Linked DNA regions of Mus musculus: region 2 is linked to region 1. The links are chromatin loops, found by intact Hi-C in ENCODE. Cell type or tissue: left cerebral cortex. All regions are shown on one strand. Links, peaks and the distances in the headings refer to the core of each region. The heading gives the core; the rest is flanking DNA. Region 1 holds the start of Gm22778 (a small nucleolar RNA gene). Region 2 overlaps Acot12 (acyl-CoA thioesterase 12).

Region 1 (5,381 bases), core at 182-5,181:
GATAGTTTCTATCATATTGGAGATGATTCTGGTTGAGTGGAGTCATATCATCTGCAAATGGGGATAATTTGGCATTTTCCTTTCCTGCTTGTATCCTTTCTTTTTCTGCCTTATTACTCTAGCTAAGATGCCAAGCACAATACTGACTAGTGATGGAGACTGTAGAAACTATTCAATTATTCCTTACCTTAGAGAAAATGCTTTCAATTTCTTCCCATTGCTATAATGTTTAGTCTTTATTATGTTGGCATATGTTCCTCCTAGTGCCAGTTTCTTTAGGACTTTTATAAGAACAGGATGTTGAATTTTTCCAAAAAGTTTTTTCTGCATCTATTGAAATGATCATGTGATTTCTGTTCCTGATTCTATTGCATTTGGTGGTTTGCATATATTGAACCATCTTTGCATCTTTGAAATGAATCCAACTCGATCATCATACATAATATGTTGCTTAATTCAGTTTGCAATATTATATTGAGAATTCAATATTCTATAATCATCATGGATGATGGGCTATAATTGTTGCATTTATTTGTTCTATCCTTACCTGGTTTTAGTACCGTGGTAATAATAATAGCATAGAATGGCATTCTTTCCTTCCCTGTTTAATGGACTCTTTTGAGAAACATTGATGTTACCTCTTCTGTAAAAGTCTAGTATCACAGTGACTCCATCTGATTCTGTAATTCTTTGTTGGGAGATTATTACTACCTCAATTTCATTCTTATATATCTACTTAAATTGCTTTTATTTCCTTTTACTTGGTAGTTATGTGTCTCTGAGCATTTATCCCTTACATTTCTTCTGTATTTTCTACCTTCTGAAATACAGGTTTTGAAGTTACCCCTAGCAGCCTTTTGGGTTTATTGATGTTTAGTTTTCCAAATAACTAAGGTTTTATTTCATTGATTCTTTGTATTCTTTCAGTCTTGATTTCATTAATTTTGTTCTGAGACTATTATTTCTTACCACCTAGTGCTTTTAGATATGGCTTCTTCTTCTTTTTCTAAATCTGCTTTGGTTTATTGTGTTTTTATGAATATATTAATAGATATAAACTTTGTTCTCAGCATCGCCTCTGCCATATTCCAAAGGTTCCAATAAACTACACTTTCACTTTCATTTGACTCTGGTAACTTTTTAATTATCTCCTTGATTTCTTCAACAATACATTGATCATTAGGAGTATATATACAGATCCATCCATTTGTTTAAGAATTTCTGAGTGAGGTGACCCAATCACAAAGGAACACACAAGATATGCACTCACTGATAAGTGGATATTAGCCCAGAAGCTCAGAATACCCAAGGTACAATTCGCAAAGCACATGAAACTCAAGAAGAAGGAAGACTAAAGAGTGGATACTTCGATCCTTCTCAGAAGGGGGAACAAAATACCCATGGAAAGAGTTACAGAGACAAAGTGTGGAGCAGAGACTGAAGAAATGACCATCCAGAGACTGCCCCACCTGGGGATCCATCCCATAAACAACCACCAAAACCTACTCTATTGTGGATGCCAACAAGAGCTTGCTGACAGGAGCCTGATATAGCTGTCTCCCGAGAGGCTCTGCCAGTGCCTGACAATTATAGAAGTGGATGCTCACTGCCATCCATTGGACTGAGCACAGGGTTCCTAATGAAGGAACTAGAGAAAGTACCCAAGGAGCTGAAGGGGTTTGCAGCTCCATAGGAGGAAAATAAGAACTAACCAGTATCTCCAGAGCTCCCTGGGACTAAATCACCAACCAAAGAAAACACATGGTGGGACTCATGGCTCTAGCTGCATATGTAGCAGAGGATGGCCTAGTCAGTCATCAATGGGAGAAGAGACCCTAGGTCCTGTGAAGGTTCTATGCCCCAGTATAGGGGAATGCCAAGGCCAGGAAGCAGGAGTGGGTGGGTTGGTGAGCAGGGGGGAGGGGATACAGGGTTTCGGAGGGGAAACCAGGAAAGGAGATAACATTTGAAATGTAAATAAAGAAAATATCTAATAAAAAATTAAAAATTCTATATATACACAAAGAGAGAGAGAGGGAGAGAATATATATTCAGTATATATACAGTTCACTGCACCTAGAGACACTGCAGGTACACCTGCTGTGCTATATGTGTGCCAGTAGGTGGCAGAGAGGAGAGATGCTACGTCTAAGCTCAGTGTCTGACCAGTGAATGGCTGAGTTAGTAGCCTAACATTCCCTGAAAAAAAGCAAGCCTGAGATGACCACCAGTTTGGTGTCAGTGGGTCCAGGCAGGCCTGGCAGAGCGGGTGTCTATTACCACCAAAGGCCAGGCAGACATCGCTGGTCTGGGCTGCTGCCCAGGAAAATATTGATGTCTGAGGACTAGGCAGACCCACCCCTCATCTGGGCACCGGTGAGGGTTGGGGCTGGTCCTAGAGGCTTGAGAGCACGAGAGTTTACCCTGCCCCAGTCAGTGGCGGTACTTGAGAGAGCAGCCCTGCACATTAGAGGAGTTGGGGTAAGCCACCCCTGAGGGTATGAGAATGGAAGAACTGGCCCTGACACTCATCTGTGCGGTGGCATGGATGAGGGAGAGATACTCACCTCCCGTGCCCTTCATCACCTGCAGCAGGTGGGAGACCTGGCCTTGAAGCCACGAGAACAGGAGAGATGACCCTGTCCCTCCGAGCCACAGCACTCTAGAAAGCAGCCCCTGAACGTTGCCTGGGCAACACAGTAGAGCTAACTTGGAGGTGGGTTGTGGGTGAGCTTGCCCCTGAGGTCCTGAGAGCAGGAGAGCTGGCTTAGCCCATTTGCCTGCTGCAGCACTCGGAAGAGTGGGCCCTACACCTCACCTGGACAACACAGTAGAGCTGCCTCTGACGTTGTGAGCATAGACGAGTCCTCCCCAAGGCTTGAAAGCAGGAGAGCAGGAGAGCTGTCTGTGCCTCTTTCTGGCTGCAACATTGGATCAGCCAGCCGGGGCAGGGCTGAAGAGTTTGCCCTGGTGGTGTGAGTGCAGTAGAGCTGCAGACTGGCCAGCTCAGATACCCCTCAGGCCCAGGGCTTTGAATTGGCCCACGAAACATCTATCCCATCAACGATCTGTTGGAGTGCATGCAGGGGTCAGCTCTTTGGTCAGATCCAAAGCTACAGGTTCTCCATGACATAGGGCAACAACAGGATATCTGAGAGGAGCCCAGTGAGGATCCAGTATTGATAGTGTAGCAGAAGAGAGAGGCCTGGAACCAGACCAATGACTCATTGTAATAAACATTTACAAGCAAAGAAGTGTGGGCAAAGGGATAAACTGTGCCAAACACTGTGACACACTACAGCTTCCACGCCAATTTTTTTCCCTCTTAGGGGGAAGTTGCAAGGGTGGAGGGTGGTTATGAGAGTAGGGGGAGATAAGTGGGATTGGGGTTCATGATGTGAAATTCACAAAGAACCAATAAAATTTGAGAAAAAATAAATAAAAATAGAAAAGAATATATTGCTCAATCTCTATTTAGACACTTTTTTTCCCACTATCAACTTCTAGTTAGTTGTATTCTTCTATGATCTAACAAAATCCATTACTTTGATTCTTTTACACTTTAAGACTTGCTTTACGGCCTACACTGTGATCTGTCTTAGAGCAGTTCCACTGGCTGCTGAAAAGAATATTGAATAAAATATTCTGTAAGTACCTCGGGAAATGTATCTATGATGCAGACTAATTCTGAAATGTCTTTGTTGACACAGTCTGATTGGCCTACCTGTGATGAGAACAGGGAGTTGAAGCCATTTGTATTATTGCTTATAAATCTTTATGCTCATTAGTGTTTATCTTATGAATCTAAGAGCCTCAGCATAGGGCACTTTGCTACGTACGATTTTTATATCTTCCTGATGAATTATCTATGCAGAGTCTTTCTTGTTCCTTCTGATTACTTTCCTTTAAAGACAACTACTCCAGGTATCAGAAAAACTCTGCCAGCTTGTTTTGGCATTTTTTTTTCATGGCATGTTAACTTCTGTCCTTGAACTCTTAAATTTCTGTATGTCTTTGCCAGTGATATACATTAATTTGAAAAAAAAATAGATGTCATTTTTTTTTAAAGCAAGCAGCTTTTATTTAGAAAGTTAAGCCTATTTATTTGCATTTAGGGTAAAAAGTCTCCTATTGAGACGTTTAAAAGACATTGTGGTTTTGTTGGACTTTCCCTGCTTGGTTGGATTATTCTCTGTTCTTTTTGCTTTCTCCCTCACTCCCATTAGGGCTTTGGTTGGAGACATGATCAATTTTCCGAAGTTTTTCGTCTCTCCCATTTCCTGTACCCTCATGATTGAAATCATTGTTCTTTCTCTGTGAATTTTTATCTTCTGTGGCCCTGGCTTGGTGGTCATGTGTTTTAAAACGTCTCCATTTCTCTGTTGCTTTTTAAAACATAGCTTTGCTGGCTATGGTGATCTCTGTTGACAGTTACTTATTTCCAGGCCTTGAAATGTAGTGTGACATGCTTTGGGGGCTTCTGTTTGAGAGTTCTGTTATCATGAAATGTTTGCCAGCGTGAACTGTAGTCCGGGGCATCTTCACAAAAATGCATCATGAGGAAGTCTTCTCTGGTTATGAATTTGGGGAGTTCAAAGTTACTCTTACGCTTAAATTCCTACTTCTTTCAATGAATTTTGGTTTTTGTTTTCCTTCTATAATCCCATTTTATTTATTTTCTATGCCTTTAGTTTTGATCTCAACTCCTTCTGATTCTTACAGGTTCTTCCATTTGGCCTCTTGATTATATCACAGAGATTTTGAAAGGTGTTGCTGTGCCTATTTCTTTATGCTTCTTTAAGGATATTTGCATACAGCATTTCCTTGACCTTGTCTTCAATTTCTGATTTTTTTTCGCTCTTGCTTTCTCGAAGCTGATAGTGTTTTCCACTGTGATTTTGCTTAATCCATTGATTTTTTTTCACTTCTAACATTTATTTATTTGTTTGTTTTCAAAATCTGTTTCCTTGCTTAATTTACACTCATGCTGGAGATGTTTTTTCCTCCAGGCCCTGACTTAGCCTTCACCTCATCTGCTTGGGAATGTAAGATAAAATAAACTGTTTTCTCCCCCAAGTTGCTTTTGGCAGTCTTGTTACAGTAATAGAAACTCTAAAACAGGAGTTGATACCTGGTTTACAAATAGCAGGGGTATTGCTGTGATGGACCACCTCAGGCACCTTGGGAAAGACTGTGGTGGCATTTTAATTTGAGTTTAGGAAAACCACTCAGTGCTCAGAGCTCAGGGTGCTGTGCTGTGGGAACTTAGGGAATGAGAATGTTGAGAGTGGTTGGACGATGGAGACCTGGCTTATGAAAATTCAAAGAGAAGTAACTATTCTACCAGGACTGTTTGTATGATACACTATTAAAACATGTGA
Region 2 (5,381 bases), core at 154-5,153, 57 kb after region 1:
ATGTAAGAAGCAAAAGATAAATCTAGAAGCAGCATACGGGCACATGAAATTGCAGAAGAACAGGAGGCTATTCACCAACCAGTGGCATGTCATAGTGTTTAGCCCACAGACGACAGCTCTAACTTGATCAAATTAAAGTGCAGAAAGACAGAAACAGTTCAGCAAAGGAGCTCGGAGGTAGTGTCATGAGTGAAGATGAAGATGCTTTCTAGGCAGCTCAAAGCTTGAGTTGAGTCCTCTGGGAAAGAAATTACCATGAGGGGCATGGCCTGACAGGCATGGACTATCTTAAGTCTGAGAACAAAATGAAAATATAACAAGAACAAGAAAGACATGGATGCCTACCCCCAAAACAACCTGGTATAGGATGCAGAGCAGAGGGCATCTATCTCAAAGAAGCTGAAGGAGGGGACAGAATTGGCCCAGAGTCCACCTGGCTGCTCCAGCTCTTATCACCAATGGCAATCTCCTGGTGCCTCTATGGACTAGGCCTCTGCACAACATAGTTTCCTTTTCCTGTCTACAATGTAATCTCAAAAACAACATATCAGTTGAAACCAACAGTCTAAAATGCTTAATTATTTCTTTTCCTTGTAATCCCGACTGACATCCAGAGGTCGGAGCAGAGCATTGCTATGACGAAAGCGATCTACTAACAGGCGCTGGGCAGGCTTGCCTCACTGAGTCTGGAGCTACTTACATTTCATTTCATTCCAGTTACCGAAAACACTGGGGTTGGTAGTGCAAGGAGTCCATCTCCATGCCCATGAGCAAAGAGAAGCCATCTTCTTGGAGAATCTTCCCATGAAGCCAAGCTTCATGGATTGGTTACTGTCTGCTGCTGTGATCAGACAGCATGATCAAGACAGCTTCCAGAAGAAAATGTCTTATTGGGCTTATGTTCTGGAGAGTTAGTGTTCACAATGACAGAGCAAAGACATGGGGAGAGGTAGGTACAAAAGAGAGCTCACATCTCAGCCTCAAGCCGGAGGCAGAAAGAACACACTGGAAATGGCATAGGCTTTTAAAATCTTAAGCCCACCCCAGTGACACACCTTCTCCAACAAGACCATACTTCCTAATCCTTCCCAAACAGCCACCAACTGGAGACCAAGTATCTGGAGTCTTATGTGAAAGATCTCCTTCAAACCACCACAGTGGCTTTTCTTTGGAAAATTTAAAGAGAGCCAAAATGGACCACTGCCTTTCTTTGTCCCCTTTGCATCTGTGGCATTGGTTCAGGTAGCAGGAAAATGAGAAGGACTTCTCAGGGAAGGAATAGATGCCATTCATTCATCCACTATGGATCTTGGTGCTGGCTTAACCAGTGAGCTCCATCTATAAAAACAGAAGGTGGCTACTTCTTTTGGCTCAAGGATAAAATATATCTGCAAGCTGGAGGGCAACTTGCTAGAAAATTGCTGGTTTAATTTCCTAAGGTTGTCACAATGGAGGACTGGTCACTGGGTTACTGAAACAATAGGAATCTATAGGAGCTCCCTTGTGAAAACTGCTATCCTGAGATCAAGATGTAGGCACCCTGGTCACTTCTGAGGAGATGAGTACCTCACCTCTCACCCAGCTTCTAGAGCAGTGCTGGTCAATAGGCTCCTTGGCTTGCAGGTGCATCACTATCTTCATTTCCACATGGTGTCCTCCCTGTGTGCATGTCTGTGTCTAGCTTCCCTTCTCTATAAAAACATCAGTTATAGTGGGCCTACTGTATTGAGATACAACCTGTTAGGTGAATTATATTGGCAAAGACCCTATTGCCATATAAAGTCACATTACAAGGTATAAGAGGTTAGGACTCTATCATGGGATTGTGGGCAGGAGTGTGAAACTCCAAGCAACTGTATGGCCCAATAGCACAATCTGTCCCCACACCCTGATTCACCAAAGCAGGCAATCCCAAGGCAACTGTACGACCAGTTCCACTGGCTTGGCTGTGCATGGAGAGCCAGGTCTGGAGATACCTGGCCTTCAAGTTCCTCTCTGGATTTACACCAATAGATCTTCTTTAGGTTCTGTGCTGAAGGCAGCCAGGTGGAGTTCTACCTGGATTTGTTTGTATTCATCAAGTGCTCACAGGCTGGGCTAGGTCTTTCTTTTTAGACTGGAACTAAATAAAGATATACAAGGCTTGGAAGGGATGTGTTTACATAAGTGGGTAGTCACTTGTTTGCTGCCTAAGCTACTGTAGTTGTGATTTCTTGTTTCTTTAGTCTAGTAGCAAGGATGATATTATGTTTAGACACAGATATATGATTCAATAGAGGCCAGCTCTTCACAGCTTGATTTCTTTCCAACTGCCTGATTCCTGTGGTTGGAGTCCTAACCTCATGTTTGTCTTCTCACAGCCTGTTGTCATGGTAATGATTATAAGATAGAAATTTTCAACACTAACTTCAAAACACCCTGAAAGAAGTGGAGAAAATGAGCAGAATAAAAATGTGCTCTTGGTGGAACACATAGTTCTGATAATTAGAATGAAGAGGAGGAGGAAGAGGGAGAGGAGGAGGAGGAAGAGGAAGAGGAGGAGGAGGAAGAGGAAGAGGAGGAAGAAGAGGAGGGAGAGGAGGAGGAAGAAGAGGAAGAGGAGGAAGAAGAGGAGGGAGAGGAGGAGGAGGAAGAAGAGGAGGGAGAGGAGGAGGAAGAAGAGGAGGAGGAAGAAGAGGAGGAGGAGGGAGAGGAGGAGGAAGAAGAGGAGGAGGAGGGAGAGGAGGAGGAGAAGGAGAAAGCTCAGAGCCACAGAAATGGCATTAGTGTTTTATTATATGTCGAGTGACTACTGCTTATCTAACAGATATTACATATTAGAATTTGGACTTGGGATTCAGAAAGCAAATAACACTAAAGAAGTATGTTCTGTGGGTCCTTCTGAGAAATTGTTTGTCCTAGAGATAGTTGGTTTGTTTCCTGGGTTCCTTTAGTCCACTCGAAGGCATGCTGATATTCTGGGAGAGCACTGCCATCCAGTCTTAGGGTAAATGGGACATGGATCGGTGTAACATCCTGTGCTATTCTCTGTCTTTAGTGTGTGGAAGCAGGAAATATCACAGAAAGCAAGAGAGAAAAGCTTTTGTTCTTTATTTTTCATTAACAACAACAAAACATGATGCAAATTAACTAGCCCATGTATTATTTGGATGTCACAGAACTAGCATCCAAGATTGAAGTGAGATTGTTGTTGACCACATAGATGCCTTACTTGGTACAGGCAAGGATGTATGACTGCCCATTCATGTGTGTGCATAAATGTGTGTGTGTGTGTGTGTGTGTGTGTGTGTGTGTGTGTGTTTGTGTTGTGTCTTTAAAGTAAACAATATTTTTTTCTCTTCTAATTTTTCTTCCTATCTTTTAGATAAAAATATATACCCTGGAGGAGCAAGATGCCATATCTGTTAAGGTTGAAAAGCTTGTGGGCAGTCCAGCCCACATAGCTTATCATCTCTTGTCTGACCTCACAAAGCGACCTTTATGGGACCCCCATTACATGTAAGAACAAATTTAAATGTCTTTTTTAAATCAAGCCTGGCATTGTGGGAAAGATAACTTCAATTGTAGTTCTCCACTGCTTGATACATGGTGTATTGTTTCAGAAATGTAGAGAAGTTTTAGAGCTTGTTCTGCCTAAACTGCTTCATGAGACTTAAAAGAAAAACAATTATTACACTCATCTGTTTCTCATCTGTATTGAGTTAGCATTGGTGGTCCACATCTGTTGTGATATCACTGACAACCTCAAAGCTGATTTTGTTCCTGTTTCTGAGATCCAGCTCAGCCAGGCTCTGTAGCACACACTCTTTTGCTTTACTCCCTGGCCTCATTGCTTCTGAGGAGGTATCCAAAATCTTCCCAGAACCCTCTTCCTGCCAAGTCATGAGTCTCAGTGAGACGCTGCTGAGCTAGCATGAGTCCTGGGGGAAGATGATGCTTGCTGCTCCCCTGTGTGATCAGTCATACCCTGCTCCCATTCCCCTGCATCTGCACATGTAAACACTTTAGATGAAGGGTGGTGTGTGTGTGTGTGTGTGTGTGTGTGTTAGAGAGTTGTGTCAGCATCAAGCAAAAACAGATTCCTTTTACTTGGTTCTTTAAATCGTATAGCAAATATCAACATACCATTTGTATTACAGAAGTGATATAGAGATGACTTAGAGCATACTGAAGGATATGCATATGTTATAATAAAAGTACTGTGTCACTGTATGAAAGGGACTTGAGCACCAAAGGTCTTGGTGTTGCCACATGTCCTAGGGATGGCTATGGAGCTCTGAGCCTTGTATGCTATATTTTGCAGTGACAGACTACACTCAGGCCTAGCTTCCTAGGATACAGAGCACTGCAGCATCTCAAAGACAAGATGCCGTGCCTTTCAACAACTTCTTTCATACTCCTCTCTCACAATTCTGTTTCCTTGGCATTCCATCTAAATGAAATATGAATCAATGGAGAAACCAGTTACTTCACTTAAACTCAGCTAACTTGTCTTGTCTATCGACTTACCACTCAGGTAGGTCTGCAGGAAGTGTTTGCACTTAACTCTCACAATGACCCCCTAGACAGTACTATCTACATCATACAGATGAGATAATAATATGACTTTTCTGACATAGTATGGCCAGTACACAGTGGACACAGTGGCCCGAGACTCAAAAGTAAGTGGTTTAGCTTCCGAGTTGCTGTTCTTCCCCGCACACTCTTTCCTCTGGGCTTGGGCATCCCCTGCTTTACAGCCCGTTTGTCCTCAACAGGTTTTACTGTTCCTAGAAACAAATAGTTTTGTGAAAAGATTATTACCTTCCTCTGGAGTTTTGAGGGAAATGACCTTGGAGTCAGGTAGCTGGTACCTTTCTATCACATGCAAAATTACTCCTTCTAAACAAACAGCTTGTTCCAAAGTCAGCCTTCAAGCAAAGTCTGTGTGTGTGTGTGTGTGTGTGTGCATGAGAGCATGTATGGGTCAGCACAACAGGTGAATACTGATGTCAAGAAGGAGGTCATGCCAAAAACTAAACAAAGTGTATTCTAGCAGGTAGAAAGCATGTGTTTGAATACTGTCCTGTTCACACAGATCTTGTGAAGTTATAGACCAGGTGAGCGAGGACGATCAGATATATTACATCACTTGCTCGGTGGTAAATGGAGACAAACCCAAGGACTTTGTGGTGCTTGTGTCACGAAGAAAGCCCCTCAAAGACAAGTGAGTATATTTGGCTCATGTGACATCTCTGCTCTGTCTATTGGAGACTGGAAACAAAAGGATGTGAAGACAAGAAAGCCACCATGGATGGCGTTCTAGTCTTCAATCACATCTCATCCGTTTGTTTTTAAATATATGAATCTTTAGTTCCCATTTTGATATGCATTCATGTATT

Evidence for each region. A loop is a pair of places that touch in the nucleus more often than their neighbours do. Peaks named below come from ENCODE experiments on the same cell type or tissue, not always from the same donor. Only the 100,000 strongest peaks of a DNase experiment are listed, where the experiment ranks them.
Region 2: it touches region 1 in a loop (2.0-fold over the local background); 2 of 42 quality-filtered maps call a loop at or near these places.

Annotation. Positions count from the first base shown.
Region 1 is chr13:91,721,187-91,726,567 of GRCm38, forward strand. All of the region lies in intron 1 of 4833422C13Rik (RIKEN cDNA 4833422C13 gene), which reads right to left. It overlaps Gm22778 (a small nucleolar RNA gene), which reads left to right and starts at 2,070; the gene lies at 2,070-2,197. In left cerebral cortex, for the core only: a CTCF peak has its summit at 2,120 (motif pointing right); no DNase peak of the experiment used is centred there.
Region 2 is chr13:91,777,823-91,783,203 of GRCm38, forward strand. It overlaps Acot12 (acyl-CoA thioesterase 12), which reads left to right. Exons shown (of 15, transcript NM_028790.3): 12 at 3,365-3,498; 13 at 5,078-5,206. Among named protein-coding and RNA genes, the nearest start is that of Zcchc9, 27 kb to the right of the region's middle. In left cerebral cortex, for the core only: no CTCF peak of the experiment used is centred there; a DNase peak (open chromatin) is centred at 2,235.